3 separate regions of the Mus musculus genome follow, and all the other regions are linked to region 1. Evidence: chromatin loops called from intact Hi-C (ENCODE). Cell type or tissue: heart. All regions are shown on one strand. Links, peaks and the distances in the headings refer to the core of each region. The heading gives the core; the rest is flanking DNA.

What was found. Hi-C counts contacts between places; a loop is a spot of excess contacts. Peaks named below come from ENCODE experiments on the same cell type or tissue, not always from the same donor. Only the 100,000 strongest peaks of a DNase experiment are listed, where the experiment ranks them.
Region 2: it touches region 1 in a loop (3-fold over the local background); 9 of 42 quality-filtered maps call a loop at or near these places.
Region 3: a loop joins it to region 1, with 4 times the contacts of the local background. A loop is called at or near these places in 7 of 42 quality-filtered maps.

Annotation. Positions count from the first base shown.
Region 1 is chr11:117,079,491-117,085,221 of GRCm38, reverse strand. No RefSeq gene overlaps it. Among named protein-coding and RNA genes, the nearest start is that of Mir6516, 5.0 kb to the right of the region's middle. In heart, for the core only: a CTCF peak has its summit at 3,459 (motif pointing left); DNase peaks (open chromatin) are centred at 2,631, 3,291 and 3,871; H3K4me3 peaks cover 846 bases; H3K27ac peaks cover 2,411 bases.
Region 2 is chr11:117,133,245-117,138,975 of GRCm38, reverse strand. All of the region lies in intron 2 of Sec14l1 (SEC14-like lipid binding 1), which reads right to left. It also overlaps the pseudogene Gm51931. Among named protein-coding and RNA genes, the nearest start is that of Sec14l1, 21 kb to the right of the region's middle. In heart, for the core only: a CTCF peak has its summit at 3,304; DNase peaks (open chromatin) are centred at 2,935, 3,285 and 3,945; H3K27ac peaks cover 1,400 bases.
Region 3 is chr11:117,142,934-117,148,664 of GRCm38, reverse strand. It overlaps Sec14l1 (SEC14-like lipid binding 1), which reads right to left. Exons shown (of 16, transcript NM_001166506.2): 5 at 5,250-5,378; 6 at 4,650-4,884; 7 at 3,707-3,816; 8 at 1,368-1,557; 9 at 42-130. Among named protein-coding and RNA genes, the nearest start is that of Sec14l1, 31 kb to the right of the region's middle. In heart, for the core only: a CTCF peak has its summit at 2,745 (motif pointing left); a DNase peak (open chromatin) is centred at 2,354.

The sequences.
Region 1 (5,731 bases), core at 1,976-4,475:
GACCATAGAGGTACTGTGAGCCAGGACTCTAGAGAGTGAAAATCTAGCCTCGAGATTTCCCCACAAAACATGCACAATAACATAAACTTCTGTATTATTTCCTTAGGACTATGACCCTTGCATACAAAAGTGTCATACAATACTTTTTGTTATTTAAAAATTTTAAAAAGATTTGTTTATTTATTTATTATATGTAAGTACACTGCAGCTGTCTTCAGACACCCCAGAAGAGGGCATCAGATCTCATTACAGATGGTTGTGAGCCACCATGTGGTTGCTGGGATTTGAACTCATGACCTTCAGAAGAGCAGTTGGCGTTCTTAACCACTGAACCATCTCTCCAGCCCCAAAATGTTTTTTTTTTTTACTTTGCATTTGCATTTGTGTGTGTGTGTGTGTGTGTGTGTTGTGTTCGAGCGCGCCTGTGGAAAACACAAGAGGGTGTTGGATCTCTTGGAGTTGGAGTGTGTGTGTACTGGCAACCTAACCCAGGTCCCCTAGAAGAGTAGTAAATGCTCTGAGCCACTGAGCCATCTCCAGCTCCACTCACAGAATTTTAACACATATTAAATTTGTTAAATTATCTCAGTGGACTTCTACACTTCTGAGAAAAAAATGGGGAGGGACGGGTCACGTAATGTGCTTATCCTGGAATAAGGTTCTGTTTCCAGCCAGAAGGATGTGTAGGAAGGCTTAGCAAAGAGGTCAAAGGCTGCCTGGCCAAGGGACAAAGCAGCCAAAAGGACAACGAGGGGACTGAGGATGCTGGACAGCACAGGTCCCTGCCTGCTGCTATCACAGGTGGTGGGTATCTTTCATGTGCTTAACAGTCTAACCCTGAAGCCAGCTCAGCACATGGTAAAGTCTGGAGTCTTAAGGAGGTAGTCCTGGAAAAGGGTGATGGTCAGAAAGGGCTTCATCCAAGCCTGCCAGAGAGGATGTCAGCTGGCAAGGACAAGGTAAGTCAGATGGGTCCTTCAATCTTTCTTGGAAACAGACAGGGGGTACCTGAACACCTAAGAAGAAAGGTCATGTTGGAAATGAAGGTTTTACTTCAGTTTGACCTTCTCAGATTACTTGCCTTCTTTCCCCCAACTAACTTTCAAAAGGGTGAAGGAATTCTGGTGCAAAGACCGGACATTCATGGAAAGGGCGTTCTGTAACTAGGCAACCAGGAGGTTGGGTCAGAAGACAGCCAACCAGCCAGGCAGTGGTGGCGCATGCCTTTAATCCCAGCACTTGGGAGGCAGAAGCAGGAGAATTTCTGAGTTTGAGGCCAGCCTGGTCTAAAGAGTGAGTTCCAGGACAGCCAGGGCTACACAGAGAAACCCTGTCTTGGGGAGGGGATCGGAAGGGCGGGGGAAGACAGCCAACCTATGTTCAAGATTTGAGAAAGGAGGATCCACAGGGCTGGGGGGTGGAGCCTTGGGGTGGAGCCTTGTTTAGTATGCTCGAGGCCCTGGTTCAAACCTATCGCCAAGAGAGATACGAAGAATCAGAGTCTGCCTTTCACTCAGCTGCTTTGCCGGAGGTGACTGATGGCGGCGGCTGCATCCTGTTGGCATTGCGTAACCATTACATAATTCTCCCAGCTGACAGTCTGGGGACAAATGACCTTCCAATGACTTACACACAGGCACGGACAGAGCCATTTTCTGCTGTAGCGGCATAATTGATCTGGATACAAACCCCAGAACAAATAGTTGTTCTATGTGAATCCAGACAGGCTTCTACTTGTAAAGATTATAAGGGACTGTTCTTCTGTAGTCTTCCTGTTAGCAGTTTAAACAGCGACTTAAACGAAACAAATGCATCCAATCTTTGTTGAAAAGCCAAGTCCTAAGGGCTTGCTACCCGGAAGCAGCTGAGGCAGGGATAGGAACAGGCAAGGGAACTGGGGCACCACGCTCAGGCAAGTTGGATTTGGAGGTGTACCTGGAGGCCCTCGCAGGCCAGTCACAAATCCAAGACCTGTAAATCTAGATTTCAGAGTGAGGAGCCAAAGGCCCAGCTGCTACAATGTATCAAGACTGTGTCAAAATAAACAGTAAAACTAAGGGGGGAGGGTGGTGTAGCTCAGTGGGAGAATATCTGCCCTAGACGCAAACCTTAGCACAACGCACACGTGCATGGATATACACACACACACACACACACACACACACACACACACACACACACACACGCACACACACTCTGAGTCTCGAGCACACATGCGCAGTAGGCTTCTAGATAAAGTGAATGGTCAAGGGCTTTATGTGGACTGTCTTTCCCTGTCTGTGTGTTCTACTTTCCCGTCCCTCAGGTAAAGACTGGGGGGGTCCTCTCAGTGGGCACATGCAGCAGGGTTAGAAGAAAGGCTTCTCATGTAAGCTGCATCAGGAGAGGCGAGCTTCCCAATCCCCTCCAAAGAAGAAAGCACGAAGCTAACTAAAGCCTCCCGCTTGCCAGTCCAGGCTGTTGGCCCCAGGAGACTTGCCCAGCACCCCAAAGCCTCGCTGCCCTCCTCTCTGCAAGAGGCTCCACTTACTCTCTGACCTTAGGTTTTGCTAAAGGTCACGTCTCTGGCATTTCCTGGCTCTCTTACCTAGGACGGAAAACAACAGGAGCCTGACTGCTCTCCTTCCCCACACCTTCTCTGATGCATTTCCTGCTTTCCCTGAGGGATGGGAAGTTCCCAGAGGGCTCTGTAGCCGGATATGGCCAGCAGTTAGCACCCAATTACACTTCACTGGGGTCCATCAGAAAGCTCAACTAAATGAGTTTGATCCACCAGAAAGGCGTTAACCAGGTTCAGAGAACCACACTTCTGGAACACCCGGCTTTTCCTTTCCATTCGACCTTGGCTTTCAAGGGCATGGCAACCATTGATCTAACATCGCTGGCTCTGTCTTATCTGTACTTTTCAGCATTAAGTTGAGCTGTTCTTGTCTTGGATGCTTAAAACCCAGCGGTTCTCAACCTGCGACTCTTTAATACAGTTCCTTACGCTGTGTGATCCCCATCCATAAAATGATCCTTTGTTGCTACCTCATAACTGTAATTTTGCTATTATGAATCATTATAATTTTTGGAGACACAGGTTTGCCAAAAGGGTTGCAACACACAGGTTGAGAACTGATGTGAACCCTTGCAGCTGGGGGAACCCACCCACAGATTAGTAGAACAGCATCCTGAGGAGTGTCTGCATGGAGAGGCACATTAGAACATGCCCTTGCCCCCAACTGCACAAGCCCAGAATGGGGTCAGCTGCTCCAGGATGTGAGCGTTTCCTAGAGACGGAGCACAACTGGGACCAACTGACGGATTCCTAAGCAAGTGCCCCACCCTGCCGCTGCACCTCCCGCATAGCTTTCTGATGAAAGAAGTCTTGGCTTCAAACACAAATGGATTCTACCCTTTGTAGTACTGGCTGTTACAAGAGCGCCTGGTGTGGAACTGCGCCCTCTAGTGGACAGAAAGAGAAGCAAAATTCCACAAGCGCTTTAGCATTTTAAGGGCTTCTTTCTGCGTGTCTCAGAGTTATTTTTCCTCAAGTGCTGTCCACTTTGCTTTTGAGACATGTTCTCTGACTGGCCTGGGGGTTACTATGTAGGTTAGACCAGGGGCCAGTGGGCCCTAGGATCTGCCTGTTTCTGTGACTCCTAGGTTGGTATTAAACACGTGCCACCATGTCCAGATTAGTTTTACTGGGTTCTGGGAATCAGAGTCCTTGGTTTGTCCTTGCTTCTCGAGGCAAGCACTCTACCAACTGAGCTATCTCTCAGGCTCTAAGGCTTTCTTGACCACTAATTTCATGGGGCTGTTCTAATTCTTATGTAATCCAGGGTGGCAGCGGGCCAAGCCAGCCCAGGACTTGCCAGAGGCTACATCTTAAGCATGCCTGTGGGGTCAACTAGTCAGCGCCTATCATGTGTAGGCAGCCACAGGGCCAGGGGATCTGTGGAGTAGATAGAAGGGTGCAGGGCTTGGCTGGGAACTCTTGCAGCCACATGCAATACTCTGGGCTTCAGTAGCAGCTGTAGGTCCTCGAGTTCCAAAGGCGGCCAGCGAGCCAGAAGGCTACTGCTGAGCAGTCAATAAAGATGCCGGCAGAGGAAGAAGCCACCTAGCTGGGGGTGGCATTTCAGAGGGAAGAGGACGGATGTAGAGGCCACCCTGCCCTGGGCAAACATCTGCCTCAGAAGTCCCAGCACACACTCAGCATGGTGGTGACACCTGTACCAGCCATGAGCATGAATTTGAGGCTAGCTTGTACGACAGAGTGGGATACTGTCTTAAAATCCCACTGGGATCACACGGAGGCACATGCCTGTAATCCCAGTTCTTGTGGGAAGGGTTGCGGGGAGTTTGAGTCTAGCCTGGGCTACACCGTAAGTTCTAAGTCATTCAGAATTGCATGTGAGACCCTGTCACAAGTCCCAGACCAAGCACTGAACTCCTGGACCCTCCAGCACCCTCCTTGGACTGACCGGAAGAACCGTGGGCTCCGAGTATCCCCACCAACCTCAGCTGCTTCCCGTCAGTTTTCTGCTGATAACCAGACACACGCTCAGAGGGGCCCAGGAGCTGTGTGCTCAGAAGACTTGTCAAACCAGGACTGCGCTGGTCCTCTGAGGACCTGTGAACAGAAGTCCCGGGCTGCTCAGACAAGCTGAGGGCAGATTGGAGCCACCATGAAGACACTGCGTTCTGTGGGCAGGAAAAACACCCCACACTGGATGAGTCAGGAACCTGCCACCACAGCAGTCTACTCCAGAAAGATCACCACAGGCTATTTTCTCCAGTGTACACTGCATCTCAACACCTTCATTTAGGCAGCACAGTCTTTTTCTAGAGACGGCACGTGGACGACAGTACCAATTTCGTGAGGCCCAAATGTGATCGCTGAGACGATGCCAGGAGCCTGCAGCTACTGCAGCTTCCTGCCTGGGTAGCACCAGGCTTCTCCCACGGGATGCGCCTGCTTTACCTATTGTCACCGTACCTGTGTCAAGGCACTCCAGGTACAGAGAGGAAGTGACATGCCTAAGACCACAGGGCTGGCTGGTGCTGAAGCCCCAGTGTGAAGAAACCCCAGGTGTTTCTGCCTCCACGATGAGCCCTCCCTGGGTCATCACCTAAGCGGCTCCTGTACACTGGAGACGTCCAAGGGGCCTCCGCCACAGCTCTGAGTCTTTCATGTTATGGCCAGCGGTTGCAAACCACTGAATAACTTCCAACACAGGTTGAAATGACAGCTCCCGCAGACACGGGGTGGGGGTGGCAGGGGAGTCAAGACCACAGAGGCCCAATGAATCATACCTAATGACATAACGTACGCCGAACCGAGGTCAAAGTTCAAGTCAGCCCCTCACCCAACGCAAGCAACCCACGCACAACATGGGAGACACGCCACCCTGGCATTGCTCTTGCAAACGACAAACTTTATGCCAGCAGTGTACGGGATCCGAGACAAGGTTCCCTAGGTGTGCAAGCAGTTGAGCAGAGGTAGGGACAGCAGTACCTCTGCTCCTGCTGAGGACATAGGGCCAGAGGGACCAAGGATACACAACAGGTGGCACAAAGGGTGACCCCCAGACAGCCATAACCATAAGGCTCTCAGGAGAGGGAGCTACTCAGCCCGACAGGAAACACAGCGCCCCTGACACCTAACTGCAAGGCCAGCCAGCAAGAAAGGGCCCATGTGGGCTTAGGAGGCACAGCAGCTGGGCCTGGAGAGATGGCTCAT
Region 2 (5,731 bases), core at 2,077-4,576, 54 kb before region 1:
CTCCTGTCACTGACATGCCATGACAAGGACACAAGGGCTCCAGATTACAGCTCGTAAGAAAGAACAACTAGTCATCTAACAAAGATGGCAGAGGGAGGCTCTTCTTGGTCAACACCTAAAGGAGCCACTTTCAGAGCACATCATTACATTGGGGGGGGGGGGGCGGAGTGTGGAGTTGAGACAGGGTCTCTCTACATGGCCAAACCTCTGCGGATCTGCCTCTGCCCCCAAGTGTTGGGAGAAAGGTGTGTGCCACCATGCCTGGCCTTGCCGTTCTTTCTCGTCTTGAAGCTGTGTGGACACACCTACACAGCAGGCCTTGTAACTGAAGCCCATTCACTCCCTAGGAAGTCACCACCTGTGCAGTCTCTCACAAGGCAGGGCCCCTCCCTTGTACCTCAAGGTAACCAGCCAGGTGGCACCTGGGCACCCAGGCTCAGGAGAGGCTAAAGGTACAGAGTCTCCTGCGCCAGCGTGCAGAGGGCTTTCCGGCTCCCTCCTCTCTCCATGCCCCTTCCCGTCTGGCCACCCAGCAGTACCAACCACAGGGCAGGAACCGAATCTCAGTTCTCCATTTGCTCTTGGGAAAATAAGAACCTCAGTGCCTGAAACAAGCTCTTTGCTCATAAACATTTTTTTTATTATGGAAAAATCGCTTCCTAAGCAAACCAATGAGTCCAACCTTTGTTTCTCAGTCACCAGGGCCAACGAGCCCTGCACACTATCAGCACAGGAGACTAACCAAAGGGGCAAGGGGAAGGAGTCTGCGGAGGCTGCTGTGAACTCCCCCTCTGAGGCTCACAGGCACCAGCGCCTAGTGTTCAACAGCAACGACAACCTGTGAGGCTCTGAGCAAGCTGCTAAGCAGCCCCTGAAGACAGAGACAAGCCAGTCTCATGAAAACCTGTCACTTCCCCTAGCTCTATCCAATGGAGGGCCGGGAAGCAACAGCAGGACCCCAGAGTGGTGTGCAGAACCCAGGTTCAATCTCCACTACTCATGAGAAGAAATTCAGAAAATTCCTAATCCTATAAAATTCTTTTTTTTTTTTTTTTTTAAAGATTTATTTATTTATTATATGTAAGTACACTGTAGCTGTCTTCAGACACTCCAGAAGAGGGCATCAGATCTTGTTACAGATGGTTGTGAGCCACCATGTGGTTGCTGGGATTTGAACTCCAGACCTTCAGAAGAGCAGTCGGGTGCTCTTACCCACTGAGCCATCTCACCAGCCCCATCCTATAAAATTCTAAAGTTAAAATTGTTAAAAAATCTGATGCCCTCTTCTGGAGTGTCTGAAGACAGCTACAGTGTACACACATATAGTAAGTAAATAAATAAATAAATAAATAAATAAATAAATAAATCTTAAAGGAAAAAGATCAGGGCTGGGTAGTGTGGTCCATGCTTCTGATCCCAGCATTGGAGGGGGGTGGGAGCGGCGGCAGTGGGGGCAGGTAGATCTCTGTGAGTTTGAGGCCAGCCTGGAGTATGGAGTGAGTTACAGGACAGCCAGAGAGCTACACAGAGAAACCCTGTCTTGCAAAACCAAAACAACCCCACCCCACCACCAATAAATAAATAATAAACCATGGGCGGAGAGCTCAGAGGTTACGAGCACCAGCTGCTCTTGCTGAGGACCTAGGTTTGGTCCCCAGCACCCACGTAGCAGCTCACAACCATCTGTAACTGCAGTTCCAGGAGACCCCAGCACGTGGTACACAGACATATTTGCAGGTGAAACACCAAGACAAACAACACGACACTTATAAAATGAAACAAAGTGTCAAGGCCGCAACAGAAACAGACGTGGCTGAAAACACTGCAGTCTACAGGGGTGCGGGGCAAAGTGCTGCTTCCACCTCACCCTGGAACACCAATGGGCAGCCCCGCCCCGAGCCCGGGGACACGGAGGCAGCAGCCCACATGTTATCAATAGCATCACTACCGTACTTCCAAGGCCGGGCAGGGATCAACCTCAGTAGTCAGGAGACCGGACGGCCTCTCAGAAACCCCATCCTTGTAGCTAAAGTCTCACAGCACAGGCAGAACTTGTCCTCCAACGTTCCTGCCACACAAGTGTGGAGAACTGCCATGGTGTGTGCTGTTCTTCTCTAGCAACATTTTACAAGTGGAAATTTCCCAAAACAAAAAGTTGGGAGAGTCAATAACAAAAAAATTGGAGAAAATATTCAAAGGAAAAGAAAGAGCTTTATTCGGGGAAACTTCTTCTTCCTCCTCCTCCTCCTCTCTCACTTTTTCCATACAGGGTTTCTCTGTGTAGCCCCGGCTGTATTACCCTGAGCCAGAATATAAACACACTGATACGAACAGGAAGCCAGGAGCCTGCCTAGGAGGCAATGCCAGGGGCTCAGGGGCAGAAGCAGGAGATCACAAGTCCAAGAGCAGCCTGAACAACAAAAAGTAAAACAGGGCTGAAGGGGCAGGTTGGGGCTAAGCCTTAGAGGAAAGCACCTTCATAGTGTGCACGAGGCCCTCGGTTCAGTTGCATCTCAAATTTAAAAAGGAGGAAAAAAAAAAAAACCAACAACAAACCAACCCAGAACCCAGGGCTAGGGCATCCCTCAATGGCTGTACATGCACTCATATAGATACAGCTATGGGTCTTTTTTTTTTTTTTTCTTTCTTCCTTTTGTGAAGGAGGGAGGGAGGGAAAGAGGGAAAGAAGGAAGGGAGGGAGGGACGGACACTAACACAGGATGTACTGTCTTTCCTGTGGCTGGTTAAATGCAACACTGCTACATTTTACACATGAAACCCCACCCGGGTGTCTGTTGGAGCCCCGCCCCAGGGTAGGACTGCTGAGTGGTACCTCTCTCTCGCAGGGTCCATAGGCTGGAGTGGCATGGAGCCCATGCACACCAAGTCTAGCAGCAGGAAGCCTTCTGCTTTCAAGGCTCTGTACAAGGCCAAGAGCCTCATGGGCTCTGCTCTGACAGGAGACCCAGAGGGGCAGCAGCCACCCCACAAAGCCTCCCTAGCCTGAGTCTGGAGCACACTCAGCATTCAGCAAATGAGTCAAGGGGCTGAACAGAGCACAGCTCGCACACATCAGTTCTTCAGCAAGAGACGCTCCCTTTGGGGGGGGGGGGGCTGGCTGTGGAAAGAGAAAGCTATTGTGATCACTTGCACTGTGTTTAAAGCAGCACTTGTCTGAATAATAAAAACAACACTAGGGCCTTATTAACTTGCCTCCCCCAGAAGGAAGCTGCCTCCTGGATAACTCTTCCTCCCACCGCGTCCACACCCACTCTTCCCCTTCCCAGGGCTCCGAGCCTGCAGTTAGGGGGCGGCAACAGAGCGTTCAGCTTTAACCAACTTCTGGATGTGCTGCTGACATGTTAACAGCGAGCGCTGTGCTGAAGAAAACCGTATTAGTGAAGGCGGACTGACTTTGAATTAATGAGCGGAGTACCGCAGGGTGCCAGGAAAACTTATTTAAAAGAAATTCTGTTTAAAGAACAACCCCTTCCAAACTGAGCTGTGTTCACACCCAATTCTGCTAACAAACCAAGCCAGCTGTTTTCTAGAAAAGTGAGATGTTCTGGAACACTAAATATGACCAAAAAAGTGACTCTCAGGCATAGGTTTCTCCTGGAAAAAAGTCAGTGAGCACATAAACTAAACCATAACGGCTCAATATCACAACGAAGAAACGATCCTTCAACACGGTCAGTAGGCAGACTCACCAAGTCCTAGCGCCACGACTGACTGACCACCGCCTGTGGAAATGCAGCTCAGAGGCAGCCCAGAGGCAGGGTGCTGGAACGCAGCTATCCGCCCCTCCCACTACTCAAGGCCAACCCAGCCTCAGAAAACAAACCAGGGTCTGCAAAAGAGGAGGCAACGATGCAACTTCTTCTTCAGTCTTCCCGAATCCCGGTTCATCCGACACCAACCGCCTCCACCATGCCATGCAAGTTCGACCCCGAGATCAAAGTCATGTATCTGAGGTGCACTGGAGGCGAGGTCAGCGCCCACACTCGCCTTGGCCTCCCAAATCATTGTCTGGGTCTAGCTCCAAAAAAAAGTTGGTGATGACATTGCCAAGGCCAGCGGTGACTGGAAAGGTCTCAGGGTTACAGTGAAACGGACCATCCAGAACAGACAGGCCCAGATCGAGGTGGTGTCCTCTGCCTCTGCCCTGGTCACCAAAGCCCTCAAGAAGCCACCGAGAGACAGAAACAAGCAGAAGAACATTAAACACTGTGGAAACATCACTTTTGATGAGACTGTCATCATTGTCCAGCAGATCCTGGGTACTGCACAGTCTGTGGGCTGCGATTCGGATGGCCACCACCCTCATGACATCATAGATGACATCAACAGTGGTGTAGTGGAGTGCCCAGCTGGCTAAGAGTCAACAAGAAAATAATTTCAATAAAAGACTATTGGATTTTAAAAACAGCTAGAGGTAGAGGCACTGTTATACAGGCCTGATGTCCTGAGTTTGATCCCAAATTCCACAAGGTACCAGGAACACCAACTCCCTGAGAATTGTCCTCTAACCTCCACGGGTACACACACACTCACGGACACACATGCACACCCCTGTGACACACAGGCCCTAAGCTAATGATGCTGGAGGATGTAACAGGAGGACTCAGGAGTATCAGGGACTTAGGTAAGCTTAGTGACCTACTTAACAATAATGTAACAGATTCAGCTATAAGCTACAGCACACACTTGGGGCAAGGCTGGCTGCAGCCTTTACTGAGAAAGAGCCAGCCCTGTGGAAATATCTGTGGAGAGGCCTACAGAGGGCAGCTAGAGTCACTGGAGAAGAAACATTGACAGCCCAGGCCAATTCCAGAGAAGGCTTTCAGATTTCTGCATCAAACTCAGTTTCCTAGGAAGGACCACAAATGTTTCAGGTACCCTGGTGTATTGTTGCCACTCAAAAGCATAGGCTGCAGGGTAGCTCAGTGGTGGAACACTTGCCTACAAGAACAAGGCCTGGGTTTGATCCCTTGTACCACGGGGCAGGGTGAAGGTCTATGGATACCCAAGCCTAGACATTGACATTGGCAGCTCCATGAAAACTGCTTTAGATCACAGCTCATTCTTCGCTGGGCCTGTGTGTTTCTGACAGAAGGCCATAGAATAACCTTCCTCTGGCCAGGCTTAGTGGCATAGATTAAAGGTGGCCACTTTTAATCCCAGTACTTGGGAGACCAAAAGGCAAGAGGCCAGTGCATGTTCAAGGCCAGTCTGTCTAGTCTATGTAGAGAATTCTGGGCTAGCCCGGACTACACAGTAAGATCCTGTCTGGGGGAAATCATCAAAAGACAAAAAACAAAAAAAACAAAAAAAAAAAAAAAGAGAGAGAGAAAGACAGAGAGAGAGACAGACAGACAGACAGAGACAGAGAGAAAGGGTGAGGGAGGGAAGGGAAGAAGGGAGGGAGAGAGAGAAAGAGAGAAGGAAGGAGGGAGGAAAGAAGGAAAAGGGAGGACGGGATCGGCTGCTTGGCAGCCCACCAGTGTTCTACTGAGAAACTGCACTCTGGCCAATGCGGGGGGGGGGGGGGTCTGCATACAGGTAGCAGCCCCCTCCCCAGCTCTACGCAGCATTGGGCTAGCCCACTGGAGTCTACATAGCAGTGGGGTCCCCTGACCCTGGTCTACAACAGGAGAAGAAGTAAAGGATTGTGGAGGGGAAAAATAAATAAATCAGCAAGTTTCCATCTAGTTAAACTTGCCCACAGGCA
Region 3 (5,731 bases), core at 1,207-3,706, 64 kb before region 1:
AAGGCCAGCCTCCAGCCTTGCACTCCCAGCTGAGCACGTACGTATCGCAGTAGGGCCTCCTCTCCGAGAGCTCGCACCAAGCCTTTGGTGTCCATCTGGCCCAGCCTAAGCACATACAGCGGCCGTCCATCTGCAAGTGAAGGCAAGGAGGAAGCTGTGGTGAGTGGCAGGACAGATCTCTAAGAGCCCTCATAAGAGGCTAAGGACGCAGCTCTGTGCAGAAGACCCCTTGACTGTGACACCTTGGGTTTGGACGCTCCCCTGTGCTTGAGATACACATAGGGTTCTGGCCTACTCTGAGGAAGACTGGCTTCTGTGTCAGGATGGTCTGGTAGGGCAGCACCTTCACAGATACAAAAGCTATCAGCTGACAGCAAGCCACGGGCCCCGGGGCTCCAGCTGTTGACGGGCCACGCCGAGGGGGACTGAAGTGGGGTGCAGCCTGTCTGGCTCCCCAGCCTGTTTGAACATGGGTGCTGCTAAGCTCAGTGCTCACTACAGGGGACATCATTTCTATGAGTACACAGTTTTGGTTGTTTAATTCTAAAACAATTTTCCCATACATTATTTAAAAATTATTGTCAAGCTCTTTAAAAAGCCAGCCTTCCTCCCCAAGGATGTACATTGGAAACCCTCAAGTCCCACAGCCAGCGCTGCCGCCCGGCTCACTGTAGAGCCTGTGATGACCCCACCCAAATAGAGAGGCTCTTGGCCCAGAGCACCTCCTGCAGAAGTGGCCCCGGACCCTGGCCAGGCTGGAGAGGTAGCACCGAGATCAGCCTCCTCAGCACACCAATCTGCTGTGCCTGGGACTCTCGGCTGCCTCCTGCAGAACTCCCCGCTGAAGCCCAGGACCTCACTGTGGAGTTCTGGCTGGCTTACAACTTGCTAGGTAGATGAGGCCAACCTTGACCTTACAGAAACCCCCTCCCTCTGCTCAAGGGGTGGAGTAAAAACATTAGCCAAACACTGGCTCTTCTGACGGTTAGTAAAACCCACTTGTCAATCTTCTGTTTGACACAGTCTCATCTATAACTCTAGCTCTATTATCCAGAATGGCTTCAAGATCCACCTGTCTCCTAAATGCTGATTAGAGAAATGAGCTAACACAGCAGGTCTGTCAATATCTTACTACACACTCACTTTAGCACACACTCAGTGTTAGCACACACTCAGTGTTTTCTCAACAAGGCTTAAAACAGAAGACAAGGCACTTGTTCCCGGTCCCATGCCTGGCTGCTCAGTCTTGGGTGTGAATGGGAGTCAAGGGTCTCGACAGCCAGTCACGTGGTGGGAAGGCCCCGCCCACTGTCACTGCAGGGCTTCAGACAGCGTGCAGCGCTGTGAGCATGCTCAGGTTCACCTACCTTTGTCATGGTGATGCCAGCCCCCAGCGTAGTAGTCCAGAAGGACCTGGGGCGGAGTCCAAGTGTCCAGGATGTAATCCACCTGGTGCTGCTTCCGCCAGGTTAGAGACTGGCACATGATCTCTCTGGCCTTGTCAATATTAAAATCCCGGGCACGCAGGAACCGAAGGATATGCTCGTCCTTTGGGATCTAGGAGAACAAAGGCTTTAAGGGACCTGGAGTGGCTGGGCAAGAGGTCAAACCCTGACCTAACCCGGCCAACAGTGAGCTGCACTGATCATGTCGCTGAGAGGCCATGCTCCTAGGCTGGCGCACTGTGGGGCACAGCGCTGTAGTCTCCCCTCCCCCAGCGCTTTCCCATGCACGAGGCCCAGGGTCCATCCCTTGCCAGAAAACTCGCCCCAGGAGTCATTTTAATAAAGCTACAATAATGTGGAGAACGGTGTTCACAAAGCTAAAACCTACGAGTGCTGGGATAACAATCCCGACCGCTCTGTTTTCACCCCAGCCAAGTCTGGTCTGGAGGAGGCAGGCAAACTGGTCTCTGTGTTTGGCTATTTTGGAGACAGGGTGTCACTATGAAGCTCTGGAGAGAACTCACTAGGTAGACCTGCTGCCTCTGCCTTAACTAAGGGCAGACAGACACCACCACACCTGGCTGCAAACAGACTTAAACTTCCCGCCTCAGTCCTACACCCTGGCAGCAAGTTCGTTTTTCGGCACACAGTACACTTCAGATGCTGGTGTGGACACGATGGTGGTGCTACACACCAGACTATTCTCTAGGATCCACTGCCGTCAATCCACAGGAAGCTTGCCCGAGTGAAGAACAGAGCTGGGGCTGTGTTCCCAACCTGCTCTGGGCCAGGTATCTCCCTCAGGGCCACACACCCAGGAATGAGGGCAGTGAGGGCTTCAGGAGAGCAGGAAGTGAGTGGGAGCCATGCCTCTCAGGCCCCTCCGGGCCGTCTGAGGTGAAGCAGTACTGCTGAGCTGGCATCAACCATTGGAAAAGAACCAAAGTCATGCGGAAGTGAGAGTGTGGGTGAGGAAGGAGGGTGCACACGCATCATCCCAACACTTGGGTGGCTGACACAAAAGGATCAAAAGTTTTCAAGTATTTGGGGCTGAGATGCAGATCAGTAGTTATAAATGTAAGCAAAATACCCATAAACATAAAATAATTAAAAGTTTTTTTTGAAGGTTTGCAGCTAGAGTAAGACTCTCCCAGAAAAGAAAGGGGGAGCTGAAGAGATTGCTCAGCCATCAGAGCACCAGCTGCTCTTCCAGAAGACCCAGGTTCAATTCCCAGCTCTCACAGGGCTGCTCACACCCATCTGTAACTCCAGTCCCGGGGACTATGATGCCCTCTTCTGGCCTCTGCAAACACTGCATGCACATGGCATGCATGTAGGAAACACACACGCATAAATTAAAAAAAAAACAAAACAAAAACTATTTAAATACATAAAGAAAAGTTAGTTCTCACCCTAATAAACCAGTTACCTACATTGCTTTCAAAAAGCAAAGGGAGAAAGGGGCACGACGGGCCTGTGGGTGCTGGAGCGGAGTGCCCTGCTTTATCTAGCCCGCACCAGCCCCCAGGCCTCTGCTACAGGCTTAACCCCTCCCTCCGAGTTGCTTCCCACACTGCACTCATTCTTCCACAGGGCTGAGAGGACTGAAGGTGCTGGAGAGCATCCGCTCACACACAGCCGGCACACAGGCGGCCGTTCCTCCTCTGTGGCAGCTTCCCTAACGGCTGGCAGGCACTGTGTGCTGTGAACCTAGGCAAGCAAGCCCTATGGACCAGGCCAGCCCCACGGATGGCCAGCTCCGTGTGGAGCTGACAATGTCCATAGCTGGGCAGGCACACCAAACAGCTTGTTTCCTGTAAACCTCACGCCCGTGGAGCTGGATCTCCTGCAATGTCAAAATCAAAGCCCCACTGAGACGGGAAAGACACTCAAAGTTAATGATATGTGTGCATAAAAATGTCACAACAAAGCTAGTTTCTTTGCATGCTAAGGGCTACACGTTAAACATGTGCCAACATGTCTAGCCTTCAGCTCCTCAGTACCAACAGACTCTGGGCTGTGATTTGGCACTTTGTGGTTGATAAGCTTGACCTCTGTCTGGGAAGTGCAGCAAATGGCAGCTCTGTGAGGATGGATGGCATCCTCAGCCTGCCTAAGGATTTTGTGTCACAGCAGCCACACTAGAGCTTTCAGAACACGAGGAGGCACAGCGGAAGTGGTCACTTAGTTCCTGCTCAGTCCTCAGCTCCCCAGGAGACTGGGGAGTGATTCTGGGGTGGAACTGAAGAGGTGACACTCACCTTGCCCTTGTGTGTCTCCTGGAGCCACTGGCGCAGTCGAATGAGGCAGCTCTCTTGGAGGGGAGTCAGGTCACCCAAGTATCTCTTGATGTAGTCGGCATCTAATTTATCTGGAATTTAATGTGCACAGCATTATTTACCACAGAGAACCCGGAGCCCTTCTGTCTGGCTGGTGTGGGCAGGGTGTGCTGGGAGTGGGGCAGCGGCGTTGGCAGCCACCCTGAGTGTTTAGGGAGGCATCGCTGATAAGCACAGGTAAGTAAGACTCTTTAAGATGAGATCAAGATAAGCACAGAAGGCTTCGAGCCTCTTTCCAGCCCTCCGCCTGTAACCCAGAGCTGATCAGGACAGGGCTCCTCCGCAGAGCCAGCACTGTATCTTTAACCGCCTGAGGTCAAGAGCGCTGCCCTTTCCCCAGCACTGCCCGAAGCTGAGCAGACGGAAGGAAAGAGAAAGACACTCTTCCAATAACGTCTCTTTTCTGATTTTCTGCACTCAGCTCTGGGCCCAGCCACTGTAAATGTACTCTTAGCCCAGCCACTCACTAGCTGTGAGTGTGACCACTGACAAGTCTCTCAACTGCTCTGTGCCTCAGTGGACCCAAATATGACCTGAAGGTACTTCCAGCACGAAGCAGCCAAGACTAAAGGGGTAAAACCTGTCACTGAGCACTGAGAGGAGCCACACAGGAAGCACAGGAGCCATGTGACAGGAAAGCTGTGGACAAGGACAGTGCCTTACAGTCAGTCACTGACCGCCACCAACCAGGGCATGGACATTAGAAATAACTGTTTAAACAAGAGGAAAGTGAGTGTGCCTTCTCTAAGTGGGAGGGTCAGGGGCAAGGCCTGAAGCGGACAGACTTTCTCCTGTGCAAGATGGACTGCCTGAGGAGACAAGGCTGGGCAGAGCCGTGGGTTCCCCTCAGCGGGGCCAGGCTCACCGTCAGGGGTTCCCACCACGGGCTCAGACGCTGTTCCTGGGCTACTGAGGTTTTCCCCACTCAGCCCCTCCATGACGGCAGCAGCATCTGGGACAAGGACAGCTGCAGATGTGACTTGATTCTTGCTTGATGAACATGTTTCTGAGGGTCCCACGGGGGGTGGGGTCCAGCGGGGCACGAAGGTGATGCCTTCCTCCTCCAGCTGCCGTAGGTAGTATTCAATGATCTCCTTCCCCTTTAAGGTAAGACAGCTAGGGTGAGCATGGCCCCCGGCAGCCAGACTCCCCAGTTCACACAACATCACCCAGACGGGAACTTGGGAGTTGTGGAGGAAGCTCTGCGGTGGAAGGCTGGCTTCGTGCACAAGGCCCTGAATCCAATTCCCAGCCTCACCTACCCACCCAGGCAATGGTTCTCACTGGGTGACACGGCACACACTTGTAACCCTAATGCTTGGGAGCCTGAAGAAGGATTATGAGTTTAAGTAAATGTGGAAATCTGTCTCCACAAATAAACAAACGACTAAAGAAGGCGCGAGCTGTGGTCATTCTCTCAGACTCCCGCCTCCCTTTTCCATAAAATCCCAAGAAAGCCACTCACTTTTTTAATGTTGCTTGTATAATGTTTCATGGCAATTTTTTCCACTGTACTTTCAAAACCAAAGAAGGATTTGATATCTAAACTTGCAGACTGTTCGAAACAGGTCCAGTCTTCATTCTCAGGGTGAACCTGCAGGCGGGGAGAAGCCGTTCCCAGTAATGCTCTCCATGGAGACACAACTTGCCTGTGCCCTGGCTAGCAGACCAGCACCCAGAGGAGAGATGTTGTTTTTTGGTTTTTGGGGTTTTTTTTTGTGTGTGTGTGTGGGGGGGGGTTCGAGACAGGGTTTCTCTGTATAGCTCTGGCTGTCCTGGAACTCACTTTTGTAGACCAGGCTGGCCTCGAACTCAGAAATCTGCCAGTCTCTGCCTCCCAAGTGCTGGGACTAAAGGCGTGCGCCACCACCTCCCGGCTGAGGAGAGATGTTTAATGACATGAGGAAGGAGGAAAGCATGGCAGAAAGTTGCCCAGACGCAGCTGAC